Regions from separate parts of the Mus musculus genome. Here regions 2, 3 and 4 are each linked to region 1. Evidence: chromatin loops called from intact Hi-C (ENCODE). Cell type or tissue: heart. All regions are shown on one strand. Links, peaks and the distances in the headings refer to the core of each region. The heading gives the core; the rest is flanking DNA. Region 1 overlaps Phc2 (polyhomeotic 2). Region 2 has its middle 18 kb from the start of Gm33814. Region 3 overlaps Rnf19b (ring finger protein 19B). Region 4 overlaps Tlr12 (toll-like receptor 12).

What was found. Peaks named below come from ENCODE experiments on the same cell type or tissue, not always from the same donor. Only the 100,000 strongest peaks of a DNase experiment are listed, where the experiment ranks them.
Region 2: a loop joins it to region 1, with 6 times the contacts of the local background. A loop is called at or near these places in 30 of 42 quality-filtered maps.
Region 3: a loop joins it to region 1, with 3 times the contacts of the local background. A loop is called at or near these places in 8 of 42 quality-filtered maps.
Region 4: it touches region 1 in a loop (8-fold over the local background); 27 of 42 quality-filtered maps call a loop at or near these places.

The regions. Positions count from the first base shown.
Region 1 is chr4:128,709,310-128,714,309 of GRCm38, forward strand. It overlaps Phc2 (polyhomeotic 2), which reads left to right. Exons shown (of 15, transcript NM_001195130.1): 5 at 190-354; 6 at 1,749-1,835; 7 at 2,750-3,050. Among named protein-coding and RNA genes, the nearest start is that of Gm33712, 16 kb to the right of the region's middle. In heart, for the core only: a CTCF peak has its summit at 2,237 (motif pointing right); a DNase peak (open chromatin) is centred at 2,252; H3K4me3 peaks cover 1,348 bases; H3K27ac peaks cover 1,799 bases; H3K27me3 peaks cover 2,058 bases.
Region 2 is chr4:128,854,723-128,863,043 of GRCm38, forward strand. No RefSeq gene overlaps it. Among named protein-coding and RNA genes, the nearest start is that of Gm33814, 18 kb to the right of the region's middle. In heart, for the core only: CTCF peaks have their summits at 3,727 (motif pointing left) and 4,370 (motif pointing left); a DNase peak (open chromatin) is centred at 3,725; H3K27ac peaks cover 926 bases.
Region 3 is chr4:129,081,485-129,089,805 of GRCm38, forward strand. It overlaps Rnf19b (ring finger protein 19B), which reads left to right. Exons shown (of 9, transcript NM_029219.2): 8 at 1,263-1,394; 9 at 2,244-3,042. The coding sequence ends at 2,706. Among named protein-coding and RNA genes, the nearest start is that of Tmem54, 20 kb to the right of the region's middle. In heart, for the core only: a CTCF peak has its summit at 4,816 (motif pointing left); no DNase peak of the experiment used is centred there; H3K27me3 peaks cover 742 bases.
Region 4 is chr4:128,608,683-128,617,003 of GRCm38, forward strand. It overlaps Tlr12 (toll-like receptor 12), which reads right to left. Exons shown (of 1, transcript NM_205823.2): 1 at 6,764-8,321. The coding sequence ends at 7,053. It overlaps Zscan20 (zinc finger and SCAN domains 20), which reads right to left and starts at 1,416. Exons shown (of 8, transcript NM_177758.4): 1 at 1,312-1,416. In heart, for the core only: a CTCF peak has its summit at 4,777 (motif pointing right); a DNase peak (open chromatin) is centred at 2,248; H3K4me3 peaks cover 499 bases; H3K27ac peaks cover 658 bases; H3K27me3 peaks cover 887 bases.

The DNA.
Region 1 (5,000 bases), core at 1-5,000:
TCCAAGCCAGCTCTGGGGCAAAGTTAGAGGAACCACCCAGAGCCAAGTGCATGAGATGGTCCTAAAGGCCGCCACGTAGGCCATAGAACAGGAGAGAGGGAGGCAAAATACAGGGGACTGCTTGCCTGGCCTCCTGGGACACTGCTAGCCCAGCCTCCTGTTTTCTGATGTGCACATCTCTCTCATCAGCTCAATCTGGCAGCCTCCCCGGCAGCAGCCCAGCTTATCAACCGGGCACAGAGTGTCAATTCAGCCGCAGCCTCGGGCCTTGCCCAGCAGGCCGTGCTCTTGGGCAACACGTCCTCCCCTGCCCTGACTGCCAGCCAAGCACAGATGTACCTCAGGGCGCAGATGGTGAGTATGTGCGTCCTGGGTGTGTTCCTGGACTTCAGGGACACAATCAGGAAAGATAGGAGATTAGAGAAAGGAGCAGAGATCGCAAGGAACCAGGAGCAGGAAGAAGGGGGTGGAAGAAGCCTGAGGGCTGAGTGGGCAGCCGTAGGGATCAGGGAGGGTCAGGTCCAAGATGGAGCCAGGGAAAGTCACCCTACAGTGCCTCCCTTCCCTGCCCATCTCAGAACTAAGTTAGGGAGACGGGGCAGGATGCATGCCCAGGTGGTGCCTAGAACTCACAGGTGAGCAGACAGATTCTAGCTGCTCCACAGAGACGAGCTGGCTCCCAGGACAGTCCTCTCAGCTTGCCCCGTTCTATTTCATGTAGAACATACCTGACCTGGCACTGTCTGCCCCTAAGGGGTCCTTAGGTCTGGGAACAGCAGACTAGGAAGCAACCACGTAACCGTGGTGGGCTCCAACCGACAAGTCCCCGCCCGTGCCGCCCGTGCCGCCCAGGCTGAAGAGAAGCTGGTTTTCTCTTTTACCCATGATGACACCATCCTGAAGACAGCGTAGTCCCTCCCTGCCTTGCTGTTAAGGCCAGAGCATCACACCGGGGGCTGCTCTGATCTTGTTCCCTAGTTTTTCTTCCTGACTCCGAGCTTGTCGCTGCGGGTACTCTTCCCCTTCCCAGGCAATGCCTCAGACAGCATATGACTGGACTTCCATGTCCCCAGCCAACTGGCAGCCACACTCCACTTTACTCTATGTCCCCACTGGGGTCCTGATGCCCATCTGCTGCCCTCTGAGAGCAGAATGTACACAGAGGGAGTGATCCAGGAGGCCCCAGCACTGAGATGAAGGAGGCCCCCTGCCCCGACACCAGCTTATCCACATGCATGCAGAGACAGAGCCACACAGAGGTCAAGGTGCCAGCCAGTGCTGCCTCTTTACCTGCACCCCTCCAGATGAGACGCAGTCACCGTAGCTCCAGGCCATCTCCTTCCTCTGCTGTTGCTGCTTCCAGACTCCCCTCCCCACCCCCGCTGAATCAGAGCTTGACTAGAAAGTGACCACTGTGCAAACCGATTTAATCCTTTTTGAAAGATAATCTTATTCCGATCTAGCCCTGGGGAACAGAGCTATCTTAGACCTGGAAGATCAGCCTATGACAGCTGCCCAAGGTTCCTCCTCACAGGACTGAGGAGACAGTGCCAGATTCTGAGGCAACAGAGTCCCTCAGAACAAGGGTCCCGCTTGCTTAGCCATCCCCTGGCTAAACTGCTCTCCCCTGTGGCTCAGCCTACACTGGGCAGGTAAAAGGTGCCTCGTTCCCTGTGATTCCAGACCCAGCTAGGTAACTTGGTGCAGGTAGCTAGGAGCCTAGGCCCTCTGTTCCTTTGTCCCCTCAGCTCATCTTCACGCCCACGGCCACCGTCGCTACTGTTCAGCCTGAGCTCTGCACTGGTTCCCCTGCTCGGCCCCCTACCCCTGCCCAGGTGAGGACCCCGGGCTCGTGGGTGGGCAGGGGGGTGGGCAGCTCATAGAGGGGCAGGGGTGCTGGCAGTGGTAGGACTCGTCTATGAAGCAATAAGAAAATGGACTCGCTCGTTACCATCCAGCTGGCCTCAGCACCTCTTGGCTCCTCTGAATATAGGTAGGCAGCAGAGAGCACCGTGAGCCAGCACTGAGGGGAGGGGATCAGAGGCAGGGGCATACGGAGAGAAGGAACGGTATGGGTGCTGGCCTCCGGCCTTCTGCTACAGCACAGAGGAGCTATTCTGTGTGAGACGTCTGTGGGAACCTGAGAACGGACCTCTTACTCAGTCTGTCTTCCTACGCCATCTCCAGAAGGGGGACCCAAGCTCGAGGATGGAGAAGCTAGGTTATGAGTCCGGCACTGCCCCCCATTGTCCAGCAGAGGGCAGCAGGGACCAGGCTGAGTAAGCATGCGGCTGTCTTGGAAACGACCTGGCGTTAACCTGACTGTGAGGACAAGCTGAGCCTCTGCTTTGCCTGTCAGTCTTGTTCTGTTTTTTTCCATACCGTGCTTTGCCGCAGTAGGATGCAACGAATCCCGATAGTGTCAGGGGTGGGGAACGAAAGGCGCTGGCTTCCCTGCCCCTGTCTGCCCCAGCCGGGCAGCCCCAGAATTCAGTTCTGATCACTAACCATACTTCCTGTGTTCTTTACAAACTCCACCCACTCCGGGCTTCTCTTTCAGCCCCTAACTACCCACCCCGTGCGTCTCTCTTTCTGGTGTCTCTTCTCTATCTCTCTTTCTCTCACTCGCTCCGTCTAGAAACCATTTTCATGTCTGTAGTCCTGGATCTGCCCTAACTCCCTCTCAGGTGTGTGTTGCTGTTGCCCCGGCCTGCATTCTCTGGACTCTCACGGGGCCCCTCTTTTTCAGGTACAGAACCTGACGCTTCGCACCCAGCAGACACCAGCAGCAGCAGCCTCGGGCCCTCCCCCCACCCAGCCTGTCCTGCCCAGCTTGGCCCTGAAACCCACACCCAGCAGTAGCCAGCCTCTGCCTGCCCCACCACAGGGCAGGACCATGGCTCAGGGTTCCCCTGCGGGTGCCAAGCCTAGTGGGACTGACAATGCGCCAGAGACACTCAAGGCAGGAGATGGTAACTGCAACATGGAGGGCCGGCCAGGGCCTGGCCGGGCAGTTCCTGCTGTGGCTACTCACCCGCTCATTGCACCAGGTAAGGTCCCAGCACGATGAAGTCTGGGTTATGGATCAAGAGAGCCCTCCAAAGCTTCCAAACGTTCCTTCCCATATGTGCGTTAGGACACCAGACTCCCTGTCCCCTCCCAGTCCTGGGGTGTTTGCCAGCCCCAGGCTCCGGTTCATGCTTAGTCTGACTTTAGAAACCACATCCCTAGGGTTAAGCCTTTGCACCGACACAGCCCCGGCTCCGGGAACCGGTCACAGCCTTAGCCCTGAATGGGTGGGGACTGGTAGATGGACTATTTTGGGATCCCCAAAGTTAGTGAAAGGGATGTGGCCAGCCAGAGCTTGGGAGAGCCACAGGCAGAGGAGAGGCAGGAAGCTGACTCTAATCCTTCAGGAGGCCTTGGCTAACTTATATGGGCAAGCTTTCTGACTCCTCTGAGTTCCCAGAGGCTGGGGAGGTAAAGGAGGGTGACACTGTGGCCTGTTCTGTGTCCAAGCTCCGAGCCCCGCAGGAGAGTGGAAGGACCCCCTAACCTCGTGGACAGGAGCCTGGGATCTCCACACTTGAGAGTAAATTTAGAAGATTGGAAAAAAAAAAAAAAGCTGATTGTTTGCTGGGCCCATTCATTCTGCAAATGGGGGTGAATCAGTGGCCTCTGACTAGCCCCCGGCCCTGCCCACTGAACCTCCCAGCACTGGCTGTGAATGAGAAAATCTGCCAAGAGCTCTGGAAGCCTGGAAACAAACTTTCTAGTCGAAGGAAAAAGTGTGAGCAATTCAACAACAGAAGTAAATATAGCAGGGACCATATTGCTTAGATTAAAAACAGTCCCTGTGGCCAGCCACCAACCCTCATCCTCACCCACGCACGCCACTGAGAATCCAGTAGACGCCACACGGTCTCTGAAGTTTTCTTGAGAATCTATGACTACATTAAAACCAAGGTGATCAGGCTGGGGTGTAACTTGGTGATACAACAATACTTACCTAGAATATGTGAAGCCCTGGCTTTGATGCCCACTGTCACCAAAAAAGGTTAAAAAAAAAAAGTCAACTTATGCTTTCTTACCTAAGAGAATATACAGTTAAAAGCAAATCCATTCAGGCTTTTAATCCATTGTAGGTGTGGCAGGCACAGATAGTCAACTCAGTACCAGGCAGCTGACTCTGGGGTGCTGTCTCTCAGAGGATGCACCTGAGTTTTTTTATGTAGCCCAGGCCAGCCTGGAACTCCCCATCTTCCTGTCTCAGCCTCATGAATACTGGGGTACAGGTATATGCCAACACAGCCAGCTGGCACCCGAATCTTGAAGAATGAGCAGCAGTAGCCCGGCACACAAGTAGGGGTAGGCACCCTAGGCAGACTGAAGGAAGCACAGGCCAAGCGCATGAATACGAGTCATTTCTTCACCGTTCGGAGACTTCAGAAGTCACCCAGGACAAAGGACAGGTTAACTGACTTGCATAGGTCCTACCTGAGCTGAGAAGGGCTCCCCCTGCAGAGGCCTAAGGTTCCCAGTTGTCCCCCTGCCTGGCATTGCTATTTCCAGAGACTGCTCCAGCTGTGTTCTTTGGTGGAAAAAGAAACTGAGGCTGGACAGCCAGACTTAGGGGGGGGGGGGGGAGGGGCACATGTGATTAGAACATTAGCCTGGAGCTAGAGCAACAAGGCTCCTCCTCTTTCTTCCTCCTCCTCCTCCTCTTCCTCCTCCTCCTCTTCTCCTCCTCCTCCTCCTCCTCTTCTTCCTCCTCCTCCTCCTCTTCTTCTTCCTCCTCCTCCTCTAATTCAATAACATTTAATTTTTTTACTGAAAAAAATCATACAGTATATTGACCTCCCCCCCCCCTCCATTCCTACCAGGTTCTCCCCATCACCAACCACCCACCTTCTCTCTCCCTCTTAAAAACACAAACAAGCAAACAAAAACAAACATCAAAAATGGAAATCATAGAAGCCAAAGACCAGTAAGACAAACAT
Region 2 (8,321 bases), core at 1,258-6,257, 150 kb after region 1:
CAGCAGGCAGGCAGACATGGTGCTGGAGGAGGAGCTGAGAGTTCTACATCTTGATCCACAGGCAGCAGAAGGAGACTGTGAGCCACACTGGGTGTAGCTTGAGACCTCAAAGCCCATCTCCCACACTGACACACTTCCTCCAACAAGGCCACACGTCCTAATAGCGCCACTCCCTACGTGCCAAGCACTCAAACACAGGAGTCTATGGGGGCCCTACCTATGCAAACCACCACACCACCTACCTCATAAATCTGCTGCTTGATTTTCCTAGCCATGATGAGCTGAACCCTCAAACCTCGAGCCAGAGTAACTCCCCCTTTCTTGTGTTGCTTTGTCGGGCATTTTGTTACAGGGGCAAGAAAGGTAACTCGTACCCCAACCAAGGGCAAGATAAGCTGAGACCGTGAGATATTAACTTATGGCTCCAGGAACAGACTGGACACACCATAAGCTTCAGACATCAGTCTCACTGAAGCCCCAGTGTGGAGAAGCGGAACGTGGGTCAGCCTTGGAGCTGGATGGTGAGTTTGTAGATCTGATCTGGGACTCTGAGGTTTGCCAGACACCTGATGTAGGTGTGTTCTTTATCCTCTCTGAGCCTCACTGTGAACCAGGGGTTAAATATATACACTGGGTGGATTTCGACAATTAAAAATGATCTTAGGCCAGGCATGGCGACACATGCCTTTACCACAGTACTCAGGAGGGAGGCAGGGTCAAGGCGGTTCAAGGCTAGTCTGGTCTACAGAGTGAGTTCCAGGACAAACAGGTCTGAATATGCAACCCTGTCTAAAACATGCAAGCACACACACACACACACACACACACACACACACACACACACATCACTTCAACCAATAAATACCCTGATGCTGTGTTTTGATAAAGGGAGACATGACAGAGTCAGAACCAACCCAATGAGTTGATCTGCAAGAGCCAACAAGGAGGAGGAAGCCGGGGTGGACCCTGGCAGCAGGGAGGAAAGGCCAGCTCATGCAAAGGGCAGGAATGCCTAAGGCTCTCTGCCAATTCCACCTCAAAGCTGGCCTTGGCCCAAGCCTGCCTGATGAGGGCCCTTCCAGGCTCCCCACCCGTAGTCAGGACAGGTCTCAGCTCGTACCCCACTCCTCTGCCTGTAGCTGGGGTTTGCTGTAGCCCCACACATTCCTTTAGAATTGATAAGATTCTGAAAGCCACACCCTCTGCCCACTACCTTCTGGAGCTAGATAGGGGTGAGGCACTCAACCTTCCCCTCCACCCTACAGGCCAGCTGCTGGCAACCGATCCCACTCCATGTACATACATGCCACTCTTTCCTCATAGGCTTAAAGAACCCCCAGAGGGCCTCTGCCCATCTTGTGCTGACCCTGCCCCAGCTATTTTGTGGGGCTCCCCTCCTCAATCCCCACCACGCACCCATCGGCTTCATTCTTCCCCGCCCTGTGTGTGCTGGCTTCTTTTTATGTCATGTTGACATAAGCTGAGGTCTTCTGGGAAGGAGTCTTCATTCAGAACACACCTACGGGTCTGTAGGCAAGTCTGTGGGAGTTTTTCCTGATCGCTGATCAGTGTGAGAAGGCCAAGCTCACTGTGGCAGGTGCCATCTCTGGATAGACAGTTCTGGGGTGTAAAAGAAAGCAGACTAAGCAAGCTACCTGGAGCAAGCCACTAAGTGCCACTCTTCTGTTTCGGTTCCTGCCTTGAATTCCTGCCCCTGCTTTCCTGGATAATGGATTACAAGCTATAAACGGAACTAAACACTTTTCTCCCCAAATTGCTTTTGGTCATGGTGTTTATCACAGCAATAGAAACCATAACTAAGATATCATGAAGTCCATAAGTTAAAAAAACTTGCAGGTATGTGCAGCCTTGGGAAGACCATGGCTTGAGGGGTGAACAAAGGCACCCCAAACCCTCAGACATTCTTCATCTTTATTGTGGCTCATGGATACCAGGTATCCCGGGTCTCTGAAGGAAGCTTGCAATGTTTTTTTTTTAATATTTTTTTAAAGATTTATTTATTTTATGTATATGAGTTCACTGTAGCTGTCTTCAGACACACCAGAAGAGGGCATCAGATCCCATTACTGATGGTTGTGAGCCACCATGTGGTTGCTGGGAATTGAACTCAGGTCCTCTGGGAGTTAGTGCTCTTAACCCGCTGAGCCATCTCTCCAGCCCCTTGCAATGGTTTTTTATGAGTGTCGATGGTGGTCCAGATAGCCAGACTCCCAAGGCCTCTTCTCTCACCTTCCTAGACCTCTTCCAATCAGTGGCACCTTCATGCACACCAAGATGCCCGATATTGGGTACAGAACAACCAGTGTTATGGGGGTCCCAGAGGACAGGTCTTGCCTTCTGGAGTGAGTAGAGGACTTTGACTTATTACTGTGACCTGGAGCAAGCAGCAGAAACCTGCACATTTCTGTCACCTCACCTGGCAGTCACCTAGGAGAGATGGTAGACCTATCAATCACCTAAGTGGGATTTGATGAAAGAATGTTCTGGAAGAGCTAAGTAGGAGGCGAACAGCATAGCAGCTGTCTGTAAACAGCAGTAGTTGCTGTCATTATCAATATAAGCAAGAGAACAGGAGTCTAGATCCGTTCAGGCCTGGGATGGAGGGGAGGGAGCTGCAGCCACACCCTCCCTCCCCTACTCTGTGGGGAGCCCTGAGGAATGAGTTACTTCTCAGCTGCTGGCCCCTGCCCCCACAAGGCCCACATATCATTCCAGCCAGCCCTTCTCTGCTGCCACACTGGTGAGTCTAGTAACTCTGAGGCAAGTGTCTCAATGTCCCTTGAGCACAGTTGCCATTCCTCTGTGTTCCCTTCATGAGCCAAGTGAGGGCCCCCTTGGGCCTGCCTTACTCCTAGCCTGAGGGAGAGGCAGGGTTACCCTAGCTAGAAAATGGCTCCCCATCCCTCTATCAGACCTGGAGTGTAGCAGTGTTGGGGGAACAGCAGGGAAGACAAAGGAAGGAGACGACCCCTCCCCTTGCTCTGAATTAGTCTTAGATAACTCTTGTTCCAGGGCAGGAGTGGCCTTAGGGTCTGTGGACCTAGAGATGAGGCTGCGAGGGACTGGACACCCCTAGAGTTTCAAACTGAGCCTGGTGCTTTCAGACTTCCATCTTTTTTTGGCAAAACTGCTGTCCACTGGGCCCCCAGGTAGAACATCCGGCAGCCCGTCAGAATCTGACCATTAGATCCCGATGGTCCCTCGCTCCCAAGCCTCTCCCATAGTGTGGGTCCTCACAGGCCTACTAACCTGCACTGTTTAACTGTTTAGCCCACAGGGAGTCTGTTTAGACACAGAAGCCTCAAATCTAGTCAGGCTGGGAAGGAGCACTGCCTCACCTCCACAGCAGAAGCTGATGCGTCTAGGCTCCAGCTCTCTCTCTCTCTCTCTCTCTCTCCCTCTCCCTCTCCCTCTCCCTCTCCCTCTCCCTCTCCCTCTCCCTCTCCCTCTCCCTCTCCCTCTCCCTCTCCCTCTCCCTCTCCCTCTCCCTCTCCCTCTCCCTCTCCCTCTCCCTCTCCCTCTCCCTCTCCCTCTCCCTCCCCCCCCCCTCTCTCTCTCTCTCATACACACACACACACACACACACACACACACACACACACACACACACACACACACACACACAGATGCAGGTCCCTCTGATCTGAAAGTGAATCTTGCCCACTGCTGCCCTCCACTGGCCAGAGACAGAGTTGCTTCAGTCTCTTGGGAATCTGACTTCCAGACATATGGTTTGCCTCAAGGGACCCTAAGATACCTGATACTCTAAAGTTAAATCCTTAATAAACAAAGAGCTCTTAAAAAGCAGTAGGATGGAACATCTCTGCACATGCTTTTAATCCCAGCACTTGAGGGGCAGAGGCAGGAGAATGTCTGTGAATTCCAGGCCAGCCAGGACTACACAGATAAATCCAAAAGAAAAATGAAAGCAGGTAATAGACATAGTTCATTGGCTCATGCTTACATTCTTCCAGTCCCTCACCCACCCCCACCCACCCCCGCTCTCGTTTTCTCTCTCTGTCTCTGTCTCTCCCCCTCCCCACTCTGTGTGTGTGTGTGTGTGTGTGTGTGTGTGTGTGTTCAGGTCTGAGTCCAACTCAGCACTTGAGAGGCAGAGGCAGGACAATCTCTGGCATACATCTCCACACATCATGCACACATATAACAATAAACGAGTAAGTAAGTAAATGGTGGATTGACTAGGGCTGGAGAGATAGCACAGCAGTTGGGAACACTAATTCTCTTGCAGAGACCCTGAGTTTGATTCCCAGCATCTTCTTGAGGTTGCTCCCAATTGTGAATAACGCCAGCTTCAGGGGATCCAGCGCCCTCTGCTGGCCTCTGCTGGCACTGCACTCACATGCACATACCCACACACAGACATGCATACATGGGTAATTAAAATAGAAATATTTCCCAAAAAATGCCAAAAGACTCAGTGGACCATGGAAAGGGGACATGGAGTTGGGAAGGAGAACTGACACAAGGAGGGTATGGGAGGAGTTGGAGTGGCGGGGGTTGATATGAACCAAATACATTGTATGCATATTATGAAATTCTCAATGAAATTTTAAAATGCCAATGGAGGGACAGCAGAATGTCCCCACAGGTAAAGGAGCCATGGAATCTGATGACCTGAGTTTGATTCTCAAGGCCCATGTAGTTAAAGGAGAGAAATGACTCCAGCAAGCAGTCTTTTGACGTCCGCATTTGTGCTTGCTTCATACACACACACACACACACACACACACTAAATAAAAATATTTTAAAAGGTTTTTTAATGAAAGAGGAAAGACATTTAAAGATGTTCATTGTGGCAGTGTTGAGAATCTTACACAAGAAAGTAGAAGCCACTCGACATAAAGCTGTAAACCCGTTGTGACGGTGCATACATCCAATCCCAGCACTTGGCAGGCTGAGACAGGAGGATCATGAATTCAACCTTGGCTACACACAGAGACACTCTCTCAAAATCAAAAAAAAATCACAGTCTAAGGTGCTGGGGATCACAATATGAAGGAGATGTAATCTACCTAGCTCCTGTTATATTTTTTCATCATTTCACATTTAATTTATGTTTCTTAATACTAAAACTGAGTTTCTTTTAAATAGCATATACTTTTTAAATCTTAAAAATTTTCAAAAGTCAGTCCCTCTTTTTAAAAAATTATTCAATCTGAATGTCTCTGCTTTTAGATTGAAGTCTTTAGGCCTTTTGCATTTAATATAATTTTACTATTTTGTTTCTACCTGTTATTTTTATAAAGATCTATTTATTTGTATGTGTGTGTGTCTAAGTGTGTGCACATATTTATATGCAGGTCTGAATGTGCCTGTGCACACTCACAAGGCCAGAAGAGAGCACTAACTGTTCTCTTCAGTCTCTCTCCATCCCTGAGTCGGGCTCTCTCCCTGAACCTGAGGCTTGCACGTTCCTGGCTAGGCTGGAAGCCCAGAGGACCCAGTGACCTTTCTGTCTCCGTCTCCGTCTCCCTGGGTCACAGGCCTGTGCAGGATGTCTGGCTTGCTATGTAGACGTCAGACTTCCAACTCCAGTTCTCACGATTCCACAGCAATCTCTCTTAGCCAGCCAGCCTTCTCTCTGGTCCCTCCTCTTGTCCTCTGTTCCCCTTTCTCTTTTTCTGACTTCTCTGGGCTTTCTATAATTATATTAGATGTTATGTGTTGGCTTCCTAGTTAGGTCAGTGTGATTCTAGGAGTTGCTTTATGTATACACTATATACATTAGCACCACAGCGATATCATACCGCTTATCAGGAGTGTAAGAACTAGGGGGTGGCTGCTCTTCCAGAGGACCCAGGTTCAATTCTCAGCACCTACATGGTGGCTCATAATTGTAACTCCAGTTTCAAGGGCTCTGATGATCTGATGCCCTCTAATGGCCTCTATGGACAGTATACACACACACACACACACACACACACACACACACACACGTGTGTGCGCGCGCGCGCGCAATGAGAGACACAGAGAGAGACAGAGACAGAAAGAAAGAGAGAGCTAAAAATAAATTTAAAGAGTGTAAAAGTGCATGACAGTGTGCCCCCCTGTGCCCCACTGTGCCCCAATGGCTTCTGAGCTGCTGACACATATCTTTTCTCGACTTAGAACACTGCAGTCATCAAGCATTATTATGCAACTTTGAATAGTTCATTGTATTTTAAAGTGATTTAAGTAACTGGAGCCGTTCTATTTTGCCCACACAGTTATTACTTCCGTTGGCTTATTATTTCTTTATGTGGATCTAGCATCCCATATTCTCCTGTTTGAACAACTTCCTTTAACATTTCCTGTAGGGAAGTATTCTCATGTACAAAGCACTAGGGTGCCGTTCCCCAGCACCATAGACACAGAGACAAAAATAATTAAATAAGTAAAATATGAAGATAACTAGAATTTTCCTCCTTTTTATTATCTAGTGATTTTTATATGATGCTAGGTGTTGTCAATTTCATTTGCCTTCTTGGGTACTGGATTTTTTTTTTATGCTATAAACGTTGGCTTTATTCTAAACCTGGTTGAGTGATTTAGGAATAATTTGGTTCTTTCTGACTTGCTCTTATCATGTTTGCCAGGATCAGCATTTAAACACAAGGTAATTTCCCTGTTGCTGAGGCCCAAGAATTCTGAGACTTTCTGCTCTGGCTGGTAGGCACGGCGGGCACTCTCCTCGGTGGGTGACCTCAGTAGTCAGTACTACAGAGCCTGCTCTCTGTGTTTCTCGGTCCTACCGACTGCTTCCCCAGCCTCCTTGGAGCCCCAGCTCTGTCTCCTCATCTCAGGAAGGCATCCAAGGCCCAGCGTGGGCTGTCATCTGGCTGGAGTCTTGCTCTAGGTCTTCAGCAGGTGCACGGGGTGGCTCTCATCTGGCGTGTCTCACTGCCCTTTGCTCCCGAGTGTCCGGGATTCATCATCTACGTATTTTATTCCGGCTTAGTTGTTCCAGGTGGAGACATAAATCTACTTCCTGTGATTTCATCCTGGCAGGAAGAGAATTCTTCCCTTTGTAAGGCTAGCGACCTTAAAAAAATCTTTTTATCGATTCTTTGTTAATTTCATATCTTGCAACCTAGTCCCTCTCATCTCCCGGTCCCCTCATATCTGCCTGCGAAACTTGTAACCTTCTCCCCTAAAAGAAAGAGACATAAACATAAACAAAGTATAGCGATCATCTCATTGTGGACGCTGTAGTGTGTCACAGTGTGTCCCACAGTACATCCCTCTGTCCACACATCTTCTCTTGCAAATGTCCACTGTGGTGAGTCATTGGTCTGGTTTGAGATCTCTGGCTCCGGTGACACCATCAATATGGGATCCTCACCGGGAGTCCTCCTGGTCATCCTGTTGTTGCCCTGTGTCACGGAGATCCTGCAGTTTTGGATCAACCGAACTGGCCCTTTCATGAGGCCCAACCTTTAGCAGATGATAAAGATTTTGGAGTTGCCCAATTCAGAACCTTAGATCTGGACCTGGGTGGTAGCTGAGCTGGACCAGGACTAGTTATCTAGCCACCAATGTCACCACCGGCAGGAGGTAGGGTCAGCTCCCCGGCTCTCAAGCCTTCTGGATGGTTCACCCGCACCCACACCTCCAGAGCCAGCACCATTGTGCTGCCCAGTCAAAGTAAAGGGCCCACTCTCCTAAGTGCTGCAGCTTTCGAGGGGCTGGTTCTCACATCCCTAAGGGCTGGCTCGCAGGCGTCTTTGCATGGAGTGCTAGCTCCACTTTTGCCCGGGGAAGGTGAAGGGACTGCTCTTCCCAGAGTACAGCCAGTGAGGGGGCAGGGCTAGCATTCTGCTCCCAATGCCCTTAGGGCCAGCTCTCAAGACTAAACGCAGGTGGCAAGGGGGAGGGGGAAGGGCATCGCCCCCCACCCACACCAGAGTGGTGGGGTTCGCTCTCTGTGCTCTCTCCCTTGCCCCTTCGCAGCACCTGCACCCGCTCCGCCAGGGCCAGTTCTACTGTGCGGCCCAAGCAAGGTGCAGGGCCGGCTCTCCTAAGTGCTGCAACTGTCAAGGGGCAGGGCCTTAGTGACTTTTTACTAACATTCATCCTTCATAAATTATTTAAGCAAATGTTTAAATATTACATTTAAATGAAAAGCGAACATCACTTTTTAGTAAACCATGGATAACCATCGAGTCCATGTCTAATTGACAGTCTCTTTGTCTTCAAAGGCCAGCTGGCTGAATGTAGGGTTGTAATTGTCCTGTGGCCACTTGGAAGCTGTGAGAACATTGGCATCTTTCGCTGCTGCTGAAAAATTGGCTTCAAACGAT
Region 3 (8,321 bases), core at 1,911-6,910, 370 kb after region 1:
CAAGGAGGTGACCTGGTAGGTTCTGAGAAAGGCTTTGACCACTGAGTGTGTGGCAGAGCTGAAGCTGGAACACAGGCCTGAGAGCACCCCCCAGTTGCCCTCATTTCCTAGTGTGGGGCAGAGACACAGGCAGCGGGATGGAGCTGCTGCTGACCTAGCTGCATCTTCTGACTAGTGTCCCTTGTTAACGGCCCCTGCCCCCACATGCTGGAGTATTCACTGCTGTGCTCTCTTAAAACCAGCTCCCCTTGAATGAGCCACAGACATAGTTGGAGCGTGACTTGCTGAGACTGCAGTGCAGCCGGCAGCTGCTGCATCCAGTGAAAGCCGTTCCTTTATGGGAAGTGAATGAGTCAAATGGGCTGGACTGCGAAACCCATTATGAAGAAATACTGAAGTGCAGAACAAAATGGTGCTGAGCCAGAAAGGAAGCAGTTAGGGGTTCCCAGCCTTGAAACCCTATTAGGAAAGTGCTGTTGATGAGGGAGGAGGTTGGCTCCTATATGCCCTTCATTCCTGCAGCCTGGAGGTTACCTGATTACTACGTGTTTGAGTTCTTCCTCTGTGTCCAAGGTAGAAAGGGCAAAGCAGGAATGAGTTGTGAACTCTTCCTTCCGGGGCCTCACAGAGCAGTGGAGAGAGGTGTGGAAGTTGGTGCAGAAGAGGGTTGGGCACTCAGCTGGAGGTGCCTGCCGGGTGCTGGAAGAGAGAGAGTAAGAGGAAATGGTAGTCCTTTGTTGTTAAAGACCTGGCATAAGTTGTTCAGGCAGAGAAAGAGAAACTTTTGAGACAGGGCATAGCATCCACAAAGCCATGGAGGTACAGAATGAAAACTCAGGGGTTGTGATGCTGGAATTGGGGTAAGAAAAGGAACCCAAGCCGCTAGCAGGTCGGGAAGGCCACAGATGTCTGTAGGCAGGAAGGGGGCCAAGAGTTAAGAGATTTTAGGATGGTTGGGTCTTGGCCTGCGTTGACACTGCTCTGGAAAGTTGCTTGACTTGAATTTAGGGGCTGCTGGACACAAGCCCGGTGTTGATTTTTTTAGTCAAGGACTTATGTTAAAGGGACAGAAAGGAGGGGGCAGTTTCACTTGATATGTAAGAGAGGAACTATGCTGGCATGTATTTGAACTGTTTGGCAGTTGGAGGTGATCCAACAGATTATCACAGTTCTCAAGAGAATAATGGAAGAGGTGTGTTCCAGGAAACAAACCGTCAGAACCCTGCTTCTCCTGTTAACTTGCACATCCCCTCTTTACACAGGTTAGAAGTTCAAGCTGATGTCCAAAAGGAAATTTTCCCCAAAGACACAGCCAGTCTTGGTGCAATTAGCGACAGCGCAAGCACTCGTGCTATGGCCGGTTCCATAATCAGTTCCTACAACCCACAGGACAGGTATGAGCAGGCAGAGCCCGGGACAGCTGTATTCATTGGGTAATAGGTCCTCAGCGCTCCCTTCCTCATCTCAGGGCCCTGGGTGCCATCTAGTGGAGATGTGGCGTGCTTCTGAATCCATTGTGCTGGAGTGTTCATCTCTTAAATCTTGTTAGCCTTTGACTTTCCTCCCTCCCTCCTTTCTTCCCTCACCATCTCTTTCCCACCTTTTCCTTCTTTTGTCTAGCTGTTGCAACAGTGGAATTATTCAAATGGAGTTTAAAGAGCTAGACTGATGTTAGCTAGGGCCTGGGTCTAGATCTCCTCTCCGTTCCACTGCAGGAGGAATGAATGGCTTCTGACTGTGATGCAGTCGTAACAAGCTGCCAGCTTGCTCTTACATTTCTATTAAAAGTAAGGTAGGATGAGGTACTTAGTTGAATTCTGGAAGCTATTTATTTGTGTGTTAGATTGTTGTAAATGAGTATGCATATATGTATACCTACATGCCAGAAGAGGGCATCAGATACCATTACAGATGGTTGTGAGCCACCATGTGGTTGCTGGAAATTGAACTCAAGACCTCTGAAAGAGCAGCCAGTGCTCTTAACTGCTCAGCCATCTCTCCAGTCCCTCTGGAAGCTCTTTTTAGATGTTTTAAGGAGAGCAAGCGTGTGTGTGTGTGTGTGTGTGTGTGTGTGTGTGTGTGTGTGTGTGTGTGTGTAAAGGGAAAGTGAGAAGTGAGCTCTGGTCTACGTGGACCCACCTCTTCTAACTACTTAAGCCAAAACCCAGAAACTATTTTAGGAGCAGGTATAATATAACATAACCTATGCGTGACTCTCAGCACAGTGAATTTTGTTCCCACAGAGAGTGCAACAATATGGAAATCCAAGTGGACATTGAAGCCAAACCAAGTCACTATCAGTTGGTGAGTGGCAGCAGCACAGAGGACTCGCTCCATGTCCATGCTCAGGTGGCAGAGAAGGAAGAAGAGGGTAATGGTGCTGGTGGTGGCAGCGGTGGCAGTGAAGACGATCCCCCTTACAAACACCAAAGCTGTGAACAGAAAGACTGCCTGGCCAGCAAGGCTTGGGACATCAGCCTGGCCCAGCCTGAGAGCATCCGCAGTGACCTGGAGAGCTCTGACACGCAGTCAGATGACGTGCCAGACATCACCTCAGATGAGTGTGGCTCGCCCCGCTCCCATGCTGCAGCCTGCCCCTCCACCCCCCAAGTCCACGGTGCACCGAGCCCAAGTGCCCACAAGAACCTCGCTGCTCCAGCTGAGGGCCAGACTGTCTTGAAGTCAGAAGAGTATGAAGTGGAATGAAGGCCCCTGTTCTGAGAAGCACACTTGTTGTAACTGCATCTTTTGGAATCTTTTTCGGGGGAGGGTGGGGATTTATGTATTTTGTTTCAAAGATTCTCTGGTCAGGGTTCCCCCAGGGAAGTTCTGAGAAATTTACAATTTCTTACCAGATAAAAAATGAAATTTGCCTCTAGTATCCCTCCCCCTATCCTCTCATTTTTAGTTTTAATTTATTGGCTAAACTGATGTTGGCAATCTGTGAGGTGTGTCAAAGAATGTACATATGTATGTGTGTATATTGTATGTATGCTAACATTATTGATGACACATTTTAATAAAGAATTCTGTCATAACTGACCTCATGTCACTGTCCTTGGCTTGGGTAGTCCTGCAGAGCCAAGTGTTTATTGGAAGAGTAGTCTATCTGTCTGTGAGAGGCCTGCGGTTTTCTAACCCCAGGGAAGAAGGGTTTTACTCCCTCCAACTGCAGTGGAGTCGCTTGTAGAGCAGCTTCTCCTCCCATACAGGAAGCCAAGGCAGGCTTGCTGTAGACTGGAGTCAGGCTGAGTCTGCAATAGCGAGGAGACCGAGTTGCACCTTTTTTGCCCTCGAGAGGCAGTTCTGCAGTTTTCCTGTCAGAGCCAGATTCATACTCACCACACTCTATAGTCAGTGTTTAGGGGCAGAGTCTGTGGAGAGGGCTTGGTGACCCCGCAGGGTTACAGTTAGGAAGCAACTGGGGCTGAAACCCAGATCCCTGTGCATACTGTGTAGCTGCTCTACCCCTGAGCCGCATCCCAGCCTAGGAGCCAAGCCTATGGGAGCAAGAGCTGTTTCTGCAAGATCCCAGGCAATAGCTAGCATAGATGTTGGCTGTGCTCTCAGGTACACGCTCCCTGCCAGCCTAGTTAGAGAGAGGCTGAGAAATGCGGCCTCCAGGGAAAGCAGCGGGCAGGCGTGCCGCCCAAGTCTCCCTTGAGCTTACACGGTTAGCAGGAGTGAGCTGTTAGTACCAGAAATCTGGGCACTGTCAAGAATAAGGTCCTTGGGCTGGGGGGAGCGGGGGGTGGTTCAGCAGAGGCATGCTTGGCTAACGTGGACAAGGCCCTGGGTTCAGTCCCTGGTACCATAAAGTAATAATAGTAATGATAATAAATAATGTCTTTAGGAATGAAAGCTCATACAAAGAACTGCAGAGCAAGAGATTCAATGTCAGAATTCCAGATCTGACTGTCAGTTACTTTCCTATGCCCCCATTTTGCCCAATCCTTAAACCAGAATCAGGCAGCTTGTTGATCGATCGCCTTAGCACTGGGCCCAGGGGAAGAGCCGAATGCATCTTTGTCTGAGGACCAGCTGCCTTTCTGTTTGTATTCACAGGTTTACCTGCTGCCTTATGCAGTAAAGGATGGGGCGTCCAGACAGCAGCCACTGTGGAAGATCTTACTTCTCAGGCTCCACAGGCCACCTTGCATTTCCTTGCATATTGGAACAGGAAATGCTGTTAATGGACTTGGCGTCTCAGTAAGAAAGTGTCCTAGAGATGTCCCGGTGCGACTAAAGGAACCTGTTGGGGAGAAAAGGCAGACAGTTTGGAGACCCCTGAAATGCAAACAACCCACTCGAGATTTGCAATTCTTCTAAAGCCTCATCAAAAAAGCACTTAACTTGGATAAAGTCAAAGGCAGTACGTCAAAATGCGTGGTCTAGAGTCAAACCTGTAGTCTTTGTTGTTGTTGTTGTTGATTTGTGCTGTCCTGGAACTCACTCTGTAGACCAGGCTGGCCTTGAACTCAGAAATCCACCTGCCTCTGCCTCCTGAGTGCTGGGATTAAAGGCATGCACCACCACACCCAGCCAAACCTGTAGTCTTTATCTGGTAAATGTATGAGGTAATGCTATAGAACTGGGCGGACTACTCACTCCCCCATGTCTGTTTCCTCTTAGTCTGATTCTGGGGCCACGGGTTAAGATGCTATACTGAAAATGCTTTGGTAAAGGCCATGTTTCTAATAAGGAGCAAAGTCAAGAACACTGGGTGTCTTGATACTGGAATTCAGTCTCAGGCTTATTTGACGTTCCCTAGTGTGAAACCAGCTGAGAAGGCTCGTTGGTGCCATCTGGAGGAAGAAATGGGTAATGCTCTACCTCATTCGCATCCTTTCACTGAGAGGCCCAGGACACTGTAGGTATGGAAGGTAACAATAGGGAGAGCACACGGTTTCTGTCTCCATGGGGCTTACATTCCAGTGAGAGGAGACGAGATGGATGCTACCTACATGAGGAGAGGTATGTTCTTGGGAGCGAGTGACAGACGGGGCTGTTTCTGAGTGGCAGTGTTTTTGCTTTCCAGCACTGTGACAAAATACCTGAGATTTCACCTGGGAAAGAGGAAGGGGCCATGGTCCTGTGGCTCCATTGCCATTGGGGCTGCAGTGAGACAGAGCATCATGGTGGGGGTGGAGTGGGATTACCTGGTGGGAGAAGCTCTTCTCAGCTCATGGCAGCCGGGAACCCCAGAGGGATGTGCTCACAATATCCCACTCAAGGGTGTGTATCTCATGGCCTAATTTCCTCCAGCGGGGCCTTCTTTCTTAGTTTTGACCACCTTCCAACACCACCAACCCAGCTAGGGACCAAGCCTTAGACAGATAGCCCCAAGCCCAAACTAAGAAGGGAGCAGAGAAACCATGTCTGAAGATACAGCACACTATCGTGTCTGTGATGGGCACGCTGTGGGTCGAGTCAGGGAGCAGAGCTGCTTAAAAGGCAAGGTTGTGCAATGCCTCAGAACAGCTTGGGAGGAGAGGTCAGGAGGAGTAGCACTCGGGCCAGTGTAGTGGGTGTGTGCAGCCAGCTTCCACAGGGCACATCTGGTCCCTTGACATGACAAGAGGCTTTGGGCTTGGTGGATGAGTAACGTGTCCCTAACACACCGTCTTATACTGCAGAGGCCATCAAGCTTCGAGCATCGTGTCTTCCTTGAAGCCAAGGCTCTGTGTGTAACTCGTCTTGCCAGTGAGATGCATGAATGCAGTGTAGACAGAAGGGACCAACGGGGAGACTTTCTTTAGCTTCTTTGGCTGACGCTCCTGCAAAATCGCCACACCTCAGATTGCTCCTCAGCGGTCCAGGGTCAGCAGTAGCTTTTGGGGTATGCAAGGGCATCTCCAGCCGGAGGCAGCAGCTTGGTGCATGTTCTTAGAGCTAGGTGGCTCCTCATCTCTATGGTGATGTAGCCGTTCCCATGCATGTGGGGATAACTGTGGGGACCTAGAAACACAGTCTCCAGCCCCTCAGGGCTTTCCAACTCTTTGTGAACACTTCCTTTGTCTGCATTGAACCCTTTCTACTTAAAATTGTTAATGTTTGGGGTTTGTTTGGGTTTTTTTCCCCCCTCTGTAACTTCTGTTGTTGTTGTTTCAGAAACAGTAACAGTACAAACCTTAGCTCAGTCTTGACTAAGTTGGGTTTGAAGGAAATGAGGATGTCATAGCTTTGGGATATGGTAAACTCCAGTCACCCGACATGCAGTCTTTTAGAAGAAAGACCGAGCATCTGCAGGGAAAGGCCAGCACATAGGGAACAGGGTTGGATGACAGAGAGAAAAATGAAGGGTTCCAGACACATCCCATAGATCCCTAAACATCTTCCCTTGTAGCCACAAGCCTGACATATTTGAAGTAAAATAGGGCCAGGCCGGGTTTCCTGTGTGGTAGGGCATTGCTTTGTTGAAGCAATAGGACCCTGAAATGAGAGGTGGGAATACTCCCTCTGCTCTGGGTAAATCCATCAACCCCACTGTCTCTCCCTACAAAGCTCCTCCCAGCATAGAAGGAGCACTCCTAATTCCCTCCTGTGGAGAACCTGGGGGTCGCCACCTCGGAAGAGAATGCCCATCCCTGTTCCCCGGCCACACCCTCTCGTTAACCTCATCAGAGCTGGAGTCAGGGTCTCTGCCTCTGGAAGAAGGTGCAGCCATCAGACTGAGCAGGGCTGAGACACTCAGCAGTTCTCCACAGAAACCTGGCAATGTGTGGATTTGACTCTAGAGCTGTCTCACCAAGAAGAGAGAATGAAAATTCTATTCTTGTTGGTTGAGTTGGTCCGTATGGACAAAGACACTCTGGAGTCAAGTCTGGTTCCTGACTTTGGCAGCTAAGAATGGTTCTCAGCTGAGTGGTTGGATAAAACTTAGTCTTTAAGGTGGCCTATACTCAAAGAAATTGATATGCCTAAAATTCCTTAGTCTAGTTGGAAGAATCAAAAGCACAAAGATAGAAATGTAGATTATAGACTATGTGTGTGACTTTGTTTTGTTTTGTTTTTGAGACAGGTTATATAGACCAGGCTCACCTCAAACTCACTATGTAGCCAAAGATGACCTCAAACTTATTTTAAAAACAAAGTTTATTTTAGCAAGCAAAAAGATTTTTAGCAGGTGAGAAGACAAAAGAAAGAATGTAGAGGAGGAGGGACTGGGTTGAGCCATGATCCTCAACCCAGCCCTGAAAGCCATGATCCTCCGTGTGCTGCTGAGGTTACAGTGTGTGCTACCCAGCTTGGATTCTGCCGCGCTGGGCATGGAACCCAGGTCTCCGTCATGCCAGGCTAGTGCCCTACCAAGCAAGCCATCCATCCCGACCCCTTAGCTTGCATTTCTGTTGTCCAGATTTTTCCAGTCATCAGTCCTTTCACCATGGCATTGGGAAGGTCAGAAGGAAAGGGGACACCTACTGGGTTTTATTTGGTGGACAAACTCAGGTTCTCAGGAAAGTAACACTTGCCAACCGATCTACCTCCCAAGGCTGGACCTAAAGACTTTAAGGAATGTAACCACTAAGTCAAAATCCTTGACATTTGGTAGGCATGATGCAATCCTGAAGTGACAGGGCCAGGGGTTATTCTCCAGGCAAAAAAACGCTGAAAATTGTAGTTTGTGTGTGTGTCTGTCTGTCTGTCTGTCTGTCCCCCAAGATCTAGCAATTAGAAGCCTGTCTGGAGCCACCAAAACAGAGAGCTGTGGGGTGCTGGGTCTTGGATGAAAAAGCACGGGAACACCATCAGAACCACGTTAGAGATCCAATTTCCTACAAAGATCTTAAGCCCCGGTGTTCCCTGCTCCTGTGTTTAGGGCGGTAGAAATGCTAGGTCTTTAGGGATTGCTTGGAAATCGGCCTCAAGCTGGCACAACTACATCAATTTAAAAGGAATCTGCGGTCCACTCATTAGAAGAGAGGTTCTAGGCCTATCATGAATTGAACTGTCTCCTAATCCCCACTACCTCAAAATGTGGCTGTATTTGGAAGCAGTGTTCTCCCAAATATAGTTAAGATGTCAACCTGAAGCAGGATAGCCTCCTCCTAACCCAGTACGGATGAGGTCTGATGTCTTAAAAAAAGAAAAAAAAAAAAGGATTGGGGGCTGGAGATGTGGCTCACAGAATGTATGAGGCCTGGTGGGCTTGATTCCCAGATCTCTCTCTCTCTCTCTCTCTCTCTCTCTCTCTCTCACACACACACACACACACACACACACACACACACACACACACACACACACAAATGGGGAGCAGATATGTGCACAGAGTAGACATCGAAGAGAGATGGAAATGACGGAACCAGGAGAAGCCAAAG
Region 4 (8,321 bases), core at 1,837-6,836, 99 kb before region 1:
CCCACATTCACCAAGTCTTTACTCATTTGCTGGATCTACATTAGATGTCTGCTGTTCTGGGCTGGACCAAAGAAAATGGAGATGATCCAGACACTGCCTGCCCTGATGAAGCTATCTAGTGGAAGAGACAAATAATAATAATGATAATTAATAAATTTAAAAGTCACAGATAATTATATTAATCCAATGTCATAAAGAAAGTGTGATTTGGGAGCTGGGAAGTTGGAGGTGGCAATTTGCTTAAGGAACTGTTGATTTGGTTCTTGAGTACAACGCAGAGAGAATGGGGGAGGGAGGTTACAGCAGAGAGGCAGGCTATGAAATAGTAGAGAAGCAAAATGGCCCACCTGGAGAATGGGAAACACCTTGGCAGCCCCGGAGCGTGCAGTATGGGAAAAGTGGGCTGCAAAGAGCATTATGAAGAATCTACTAGATCAGATTCCATTCAACACGTGTTGCATGCCAGGGATGGATTCCAAGCTGGAGAACAAACGGAAGGTATACAGTTGAGGGTTTCAACAGATCACACTAGCTGCAATGTTTCTCCGAGTTGGAGAAATGAAAATGTGGACACTTCTGCAGAGGCTCCCGGAAGACAGAGGTCATTTTAAGAGATACTAAAGAAATGGCAAGCCTCGAACAGTGTACAGCAAACGGCGTGGATGAAGAAGAATGCAGGCGCAGGTGGAATCAGCTGGTAAAACAAGTAGGTCAGTGGGCGGGTCAGCAGGGGTGGGCGGGTCAGTCGAGGGTGGGCGGGTCAGTAGATAAAGATGCCTTTCACTTCTATCAGTTATGAGGAAAGAAGTACAGGTTTGGGATTGAACACAATAGCCAGTCCCGTCACAGATGACATGAACGCAGGTGTCGAGAATGAAGCACTATTTTAAGGTCAGACTTTCCGCTCAGGGCCTCTTCACTTCTTTGCCAGGGCCCTTGAGTTCTCTCTTCCCTTGATTGTGCTTTTCTAGACCCTAAGGTAACTTCCCCTCACAGCCAAAACGCATCTCTACCACCTTACCCACAGACCTCGGTAAGACCCGTCTCACTGCCCGCCTCTCCAACTCACTCTTCATCCCGACCCCTCGGTGACCCTGCCCATCTCCACACGCTGCAGCCTCTGCCCGCCCGCACTCCCGCCCCGACACACACACACACACACACACACACACACACACACACACACACGCCACGATGCTTGCTTTCCCCTCTCACCTTCCCAGCTCCCCTCCCCCGCGGGTACCACCACCTCCAAAGCCTCCAGCCCAGCGCCTGATTCTCAACTGCACCCCATCCGCCACCCAGACTCACCCACAGAGACACCCACTTCTCAACAGGCCGGAAGTGCTCCCGGGCTCTTGCAGGGGATGCTGGGACGCATAGTCCCAGCGCCGCCAGCCCTGGAACCCGATCTCTGAGACCACAACTCCCAAAAGGCAACGCGCGAGCACCGGTGGCCACTCCTCTATCGGCCGCCTCTCAGATGACGTCAGCCAATGAGTGCCTCATCTTCTCAGGCGCTCTGGTACCGGAACAAATCTTGCAGGGCCAATGCCTGGGGGGGTGTAGCTCGATACTATTCTCTTCCATTGGTTCTGCGGTGACGGTGCCGCCTACTGGGTGGAGTCTAGATTAGAAGGGCGTGGGGTCGGGGTCTACTGAAGAAGCGTGGGGCCCCCTGGGTTGAGCTGGAGAGAGTAGGGAAAAATAATAAAAAAAGGAAAGAGGGTGAATACAGTGACCATCTATTGGGCAAGAGAGAGTTTGTCTGTTGTAACTACAATTTCAAATTCACAAATTCACAACTTAGTTGAGTGGTTTGGCAGAGTTCTATATCTCACCTCTTCACTTGTGAAGTAAGAATAATAGCATTCATGTGACAGGTTTATGTGAGGCATCAGTGAGGCAATAAACCTAGAACTGTTAATTCGGATCCAGGATCCAACTATAGATAGCAGATACTAGCCATTTTTATGTAAATTAGTCTTACGGAGTTTGAATCCCTGGGTGTCAGAAACACGTTAATCCCTGTAGCTGAATAATCTTAGTGTAATACTTAGTTGCTTTGTTCCACGGTCCTGGCTAGTTTCATGCGAACTTGACACGAGCTTGAGTCATCAGAGAAAAGAGAGATTCCGTGAAGAAGATGCCTTCATAAGAGGGACTATGGGAGAACTTGCGGGACTTTCTCGTAATGATTGATAGTGGAGGGCTCAGGCAATTGTGGGTGGGGCTACCCCTGGGCCGGTGGTCTAGGGTTCTGTAAGAAAGCAGACTGAGCAAGCCAGTAAGCAGCGTTTCCTCCATGGCCCCTGCATCAGCTCCTGCCTCCAGGTTCCTGCTTTGTGGGAGTTCCTATCCTGGCTCCCTCCAGTGACAGATTACAACGTGGAAGTGTAAGCCGAATAAACCCTTTCTTCCCCAAGTTGCTTTGGTCACTGCGTTTTGTCATAGCAATAGAAACCCTATGATAAACACTGTAAATACTCTTGAGGTATGAGCCATCTAATAGGAAGCTGGAAATGTGGGTCTTGTAGTCAGTCAGCCATAGATTCAAACCCCAATTCATACATCCCATCTGTATGTCCTTGAACAAACAAACAACTCCATCACGATTGTCTTTTTTTTTTTTCAGCTGTAAAATTTAGGTGACAGAACAAAACCTCCATCTCAGGGTAGGTTCCTGGGAGATTAAAGATAATATGTAGGTAAAACATGGAGTCCAGCCACTTGCTTTCAATGTGGGATCTATGCCTTGATACTCCCTAGCTGCAAAGCCTCCAGCAAACTCCAAACGCCTCTTTTGTAAACATGTTTGTGTGGATAGATGCACTGTGCATGCAGGTGCATGTGCCTGTGGAGGCCTGAGGTCAAAATGAATGCCCTTTTTGGAGCATTCTCCACCCTGATTACTAGAGTGAGGGTCTCTTACTGAACTGAAGGATCCAGCTAGGTTAGCTAACCCATGAGCTCTGGGAATCTGCCTGTCTCTGCCTCCCCATCCCACTTGCCAGTACAGGCGTTACCTATGGCACTGACACTCCTGGCTTTTATATGAATGCTGAGGACCTGAACTGAGACCCTTATTGAACATGTGGCAGGTACCTTATCAATTGTGCTACCTCCCTGTGGTGACTTGAATATCCTTGGCCCAGGGAGTGGCACTATGAGGAGGTGTGGCCTTGTTGGAGGAAGTGTGTCACTGTGGGGGTGGGCTTTAAGACGCTCTTCCTAGCTGCCTGGAAAGAGTCTTCTGTTTGCCTTCAGAACAAGGTGTAGAATTCTCAGCTCCGGGCTGGTGAGATGGCTCAGTGGGTAAGAGCACCTGACTGCTCCTCCAAAGGTCCAGAGTTCAAATCCCAGCAACCACATGGTGGCTCACAACCATCCACAACAAGATCTGACGCCCTCTCCTGGAGTGTCTGAAGACAGCTACAGTGTACTTACATATATTAATAAAATAAATCTTTTAAAAAAAAAAGAATTCTCAGCTCCTCCAGCGCCATGCCTGCCTGGATGCTGCCATGCTTCCAGACATGATGATAATGGACTGAACCTCTGAACCTGTAAGCCAGCCCCAATTAAAGGTTGTCCTTTATAAAAGTTGCCTTGGTGTATGGTGTCTCTTTATAGCAATGGAAATCCCAAACTAAGATACTCCCCTAAACTGCTAAGGCTTCAGTTTCCTCGTCTGGAGAATGGGTGTAATAATACTGAAATCTTCCTTTGAGTGTTGTTGGGAAAAAAATATGCAAAGTTTGTGAAGAGCTTGTCTCCCTCCTGGCGTTCATAAGGTTGAACGACTACTGGCTATTATTTCTATTGAGACCCATGAAACTTGAGCAAATTTGACAGTAGCTAGCATTGGGAAAGGGCTCACTACGTCAGCTAGTATTGCATTTGGGGGAATTCTACATCTTAGTTTTAGTAACTCACTTCAAATTCCTTAGCTAGAAATTATATTCTAGCCGGGCAGTGATGGCGCATGCCTTTAATCCCAGCACTTGGGAGGCAGAGGCAGGCGGATTTCTGAGTTCAAGGCCAGCCTGGTCTACAGAGTGAGTTTCAGGACAGCCAGGGCTACACATAAAACCCTGTCTCAAAAAAAAAAAAAAAAAAACTAAAAAGAAAAAAAGAAAGAAAAGAAATTATATTCTGACTTGTTTTGTTTTGTTTTATTTTGTTTTTTGAGATAGGGTTTCTCTGTGTAATCCTGGCTGTCCTCGAACTCATTCTGTAGACCAGGCTATCCTCAAACTCAAGAGATCCACCTGCCTCTGCCTCTGCCTCTGCACCACTGCCACCCGGCTTCTGATTCATTGCTTAATATATCAGTGATTTACTTAGCGTATGTAGTGTGCTGGTATTAACAGGTTACATTAGTACACCTTGTTCAATTGTTCCCGAAGCTCTGTGAGGTTGGTACTGTTACCCCATTTTATGAAAAGGATGGAAGCTTAGAGATATAAATAAATTAGCCTGCTCAAAATCATATGCACAGTAAGTACCAAGGCTGGAATTTGAAATCCTAAAACCCCAGAAGTTACATTGCTTGCTGCCTGACATTTCATGAAGAAGAAGCTAAGGACTTGGGTAAACATTGACACCGTAAGGAGGGCTGAGTGGGCTGAGTGTGTTGGATAGAGTGTTTGCGTCTGAAAGTGGAAAGACACTTTTGCAGGGACCTGTGAGACCTCCACATCAGCCATTCTATCCTAAGGAGCTGAAACAAACGGAGCTAGTGCGCAGAAAGAGAAATATGCTATTAGGTCACAAGAGGGCGCACCTCACCCTAAATCCAGCCTGGGATTGTAAGATGTCTCTTTGCCTTTGTCTAATTAAAACCTAGCCTTTTAGAAGTGGAAATTTAAAAAAATAAAATAAAATAATCCCTAAGAGACCAAATCCCAGCCAGAATAAACCTCGGGTTCTGCCTGTTTTGGCGGCATGCTGCATTTGCCAATGTGAATCTTTTCCGCTGACAGGACTAGGCTCTGAGGATAAAGACATCAGTCTTCGTCTTTGCTTCAGGACCCAGTCTCCAAACTCACAGGATCAAGTACTCCTAGCCGTAAAACACACTTCCAGGGCACATGTTTCCAACATATGAGTATTTGCTTATAAATGATACAAATGTAGTAATATAAAACATCGTTTTAATTTTTTTAGGATTCTTATTTTTTTAATTACGTGCATGTGTTAAGTCTGGCATGTTCACATGAGTGCCAGTATACTCTGAGACCAGAAGAGGACGTCAGGTTCCCTGGAGCTGGAGTTAGAGGTGGTAATGAGCACCTGCCCCAAAGTGAGTTGCTAGTGCAAACTCAGGTCCTTGTCAAGAACAGTATGGATTATTATCATCGAATATAGATTATGAATTCAGTCCCGTAATAATAAACTCCTATTGAACACATGTGTGATAAACTGGGTGGTTTTCTTATTCTTTCAATCACATTAACCCATTTAAGTCTCACAAAATACTGGGGGTGGGGGGTGGTGCTATTCCATTTTACAGAGCAGGAAACTGAGGTACAAACTAACATACGAAAGCCACATAGTTTAAAAAGTAGGCAATCTAGCTTCAGAGATAGGTACGATTTTGAAGAGAAAAAGAAAAATAAAGCTGGGCCAGATAATCCACACACCCATAATCCTGGCACTGGAAATTCGGAGGCAAGAAGATTGGGAGTTCGGAGCCATCCTCGGTTACTTAGAGAGATCCAAAGCTAGGCTAGGCTGGGGTTCGGGGTGAGAGGAGGAGAAAAAGAGAAAAATCTTAATATAGTACTTTCTTCCAAAATGCTGTCCCAGGCTGGGAGCTCAGCACAGACCTCTGGAGAAAGCGACTGATGGCTGAGCTTAACCTTACAGGCTGTTGTGCAGGTGCTCAGGGAAAGGTGTTGTTCGTAAGGAAGCAGAATGTGCAAAGGCCCGGGGGCGAGGGTTCTCGAGAGCGAGGTGCTCTGGGAGCCACACGTGGCTGGTGCCATACAGCTGGAGCATCCAGGGTGACGGTGTTTCTCTGAGGCTCAGGAGGATGCACTACATGAGAACACAGCTTCATGTGTTCCCGGAAGGAGAAATGATCTGTCTGCCTCCCAGTTGTTTGGACCTCAGCTGTCAACTCTGTCATAGCCTAAAGTCACCTGAGAGGAAAATCGCAACTGAGAAATTGCCTAGAACAGATTGGCCTGGGGGTATGTCTGTGGGAGGACTTGTCTTGATTGTCATTTGGAGAAACACATCCAGTGTTAGCCACACCAATCCTAGGCAGTGGCCTTGAACCCGATAAGAAAGCAGGCTGAGCATAAGCCGGCTCGCAAGTGGCACCTCCATGGTTCTTGCTGTACTTCTTGCCTGTGAAGTGAGCTCCTTGGTTGGACGATAATGCTGTGTGAAATAACAAGCAAGCCTGCCTTGAATTTCTGCCTTGACGTCCCACTTCGACAGAGTGCAACCTGAAATTGTTGAGGAGGGGACCACAAACAAACAAATAAAAACCCTTTCTTCCTTTAAGTTGATTTGGCCTGGGTGTTTTATCACATGCACAGAAGTGAAACTAAACAGCCTCTATGGCACTTGATGCAAAAAGACCCACTGGCGCACGAAGGTCAGGCTGAACTTGACCTGGCCCCAAGTTCTGTAGCTTAGGAAAGCCTTCCCTCCTTCCTAGCGTGCCCATGAATTTCCACCTTCATTTCCCGCTTTGCTTTCTGCCCCTTGCATTTCTACTAAATAAAAAGTTCAACCATGCCACGCATTTCATGAATTTAGCAAGTTTACTGAGGATTTGAAGATCTTGGGAATGTCACATACCCCGCGGACACCTTCCATCTCTCAGTTTTCCTCATTCAACCTCCAGGCCCCCCAAAACCTGTGTTCACAGCACGTGGATTCCTGCGCTGCAAAAGGCTGACTTCAGCCTCTTAGACCCACTGTCCCCGACCCTGCACCTACAAACACACCAACTCCTTGACAGGCAGGCTTGCTTCCCTTCCCCCAACCCCACCCCAAAATTCACATGCACCACCCCACACCAGTGCTGGCTATGGCTACCCTAGCCTGCTCCTCAGCCAAGTCCAGAACCCACTCTTTCTCTCCTCTTCCTCGGGCCACAGACAGTAGTCTCCTCTTCGAAGCAGCCGAGCCAGTCTGTGGTAACCCGGAAGCTGGTGCCGAGAAATGGGTTCCAAGAAGACTAGCAGCAACACTGGAGGGGACGGGGCAGCCAGGAGGAGAGAGGTGGCCAAGCGGAGCTCCAGGCGGCATCGGGGGTTACACAGGGCCTGCCCACTCAACACGCAGAGTGTGGTACGGCTGCTCAACATGCTATCTACCACATTATCAACTACATCCTTACCAGGCTCAAAGTCACGCTCGGGGAGACAGAGGCGCAGGCCCAGGCCAGCTGGAAGGAAGCCCTCCAGAGCAGGCAGAAGTTCCTCTATCACCCAGCCCTGGTCTTGCCTGCAGTGGGACACGAATACATCAAAAAGGAACCTCTTCCCCTTGTCTCCCTTACCCCTCAGACCCTGGAGCCAAACCCTGAACAAGGCCTGCAGGTAGGGGATCCAAGAGTTCCTGGCTTCTTGGAGGAGAGGCAAGGCAATTAGCATGAACACCAAGGCAGAACTAGCCAAAAAGAGTTTCAGCTCCAACGTCTGGGGGCAGTGGTCCCAGAGAAAGGAGGGAAGGGAACCCCTAGCAGAGAGCCTGTCTTGTCCTGGACATAAGCGATTGTCTCTTATGTATATGTACGTTTTAGTGGACCGCTTAACCCATGGCTCCATCCACGCATTGGCACAGTGGCAGGCCAGGTTTGACTCCAGAATGTATATATAGTGGGGCATCTGAGGGCTGTACTCCCTCAGACTGTCCTGCAGCATCAAGTCCTTCTCGTATTCTAGCACTAAGACCTGGAGACTGTGCAGGCGCTGGAAAGCAGCAGCCGACAGTGACTTGAGGCCTGTGCTGGATAGCACTAAGGCCTGGAGCTGTGGAAGGTCACCCACCAGCTCCTCCAGCTGCACCGAACGGGGCTGGGTTATGGACTGAAGCGACGCCAGCTTCAGCTCCCGTAGGCTGGGCAGCCCAGTGATAAGGCAGGGTCTGGAGCTGTTTCCAGCACCCCATACCCTCAAGGACTGAAGTTTGGGGAGCTGCCAGAGGAAAAGGTTGGAGGTACCCTGGGAGCAGAAGGCATCCAAGCTGTTCTTAAGCAGGGAGAGCTTCTGGAGAGCAGGGAAGACCCCAGAAGCATTCTGGGACCCCAGCTTCAGCTTCAGTCCCCCGCCGCTTATAGTCAAGGTCTCCAAGGAAGG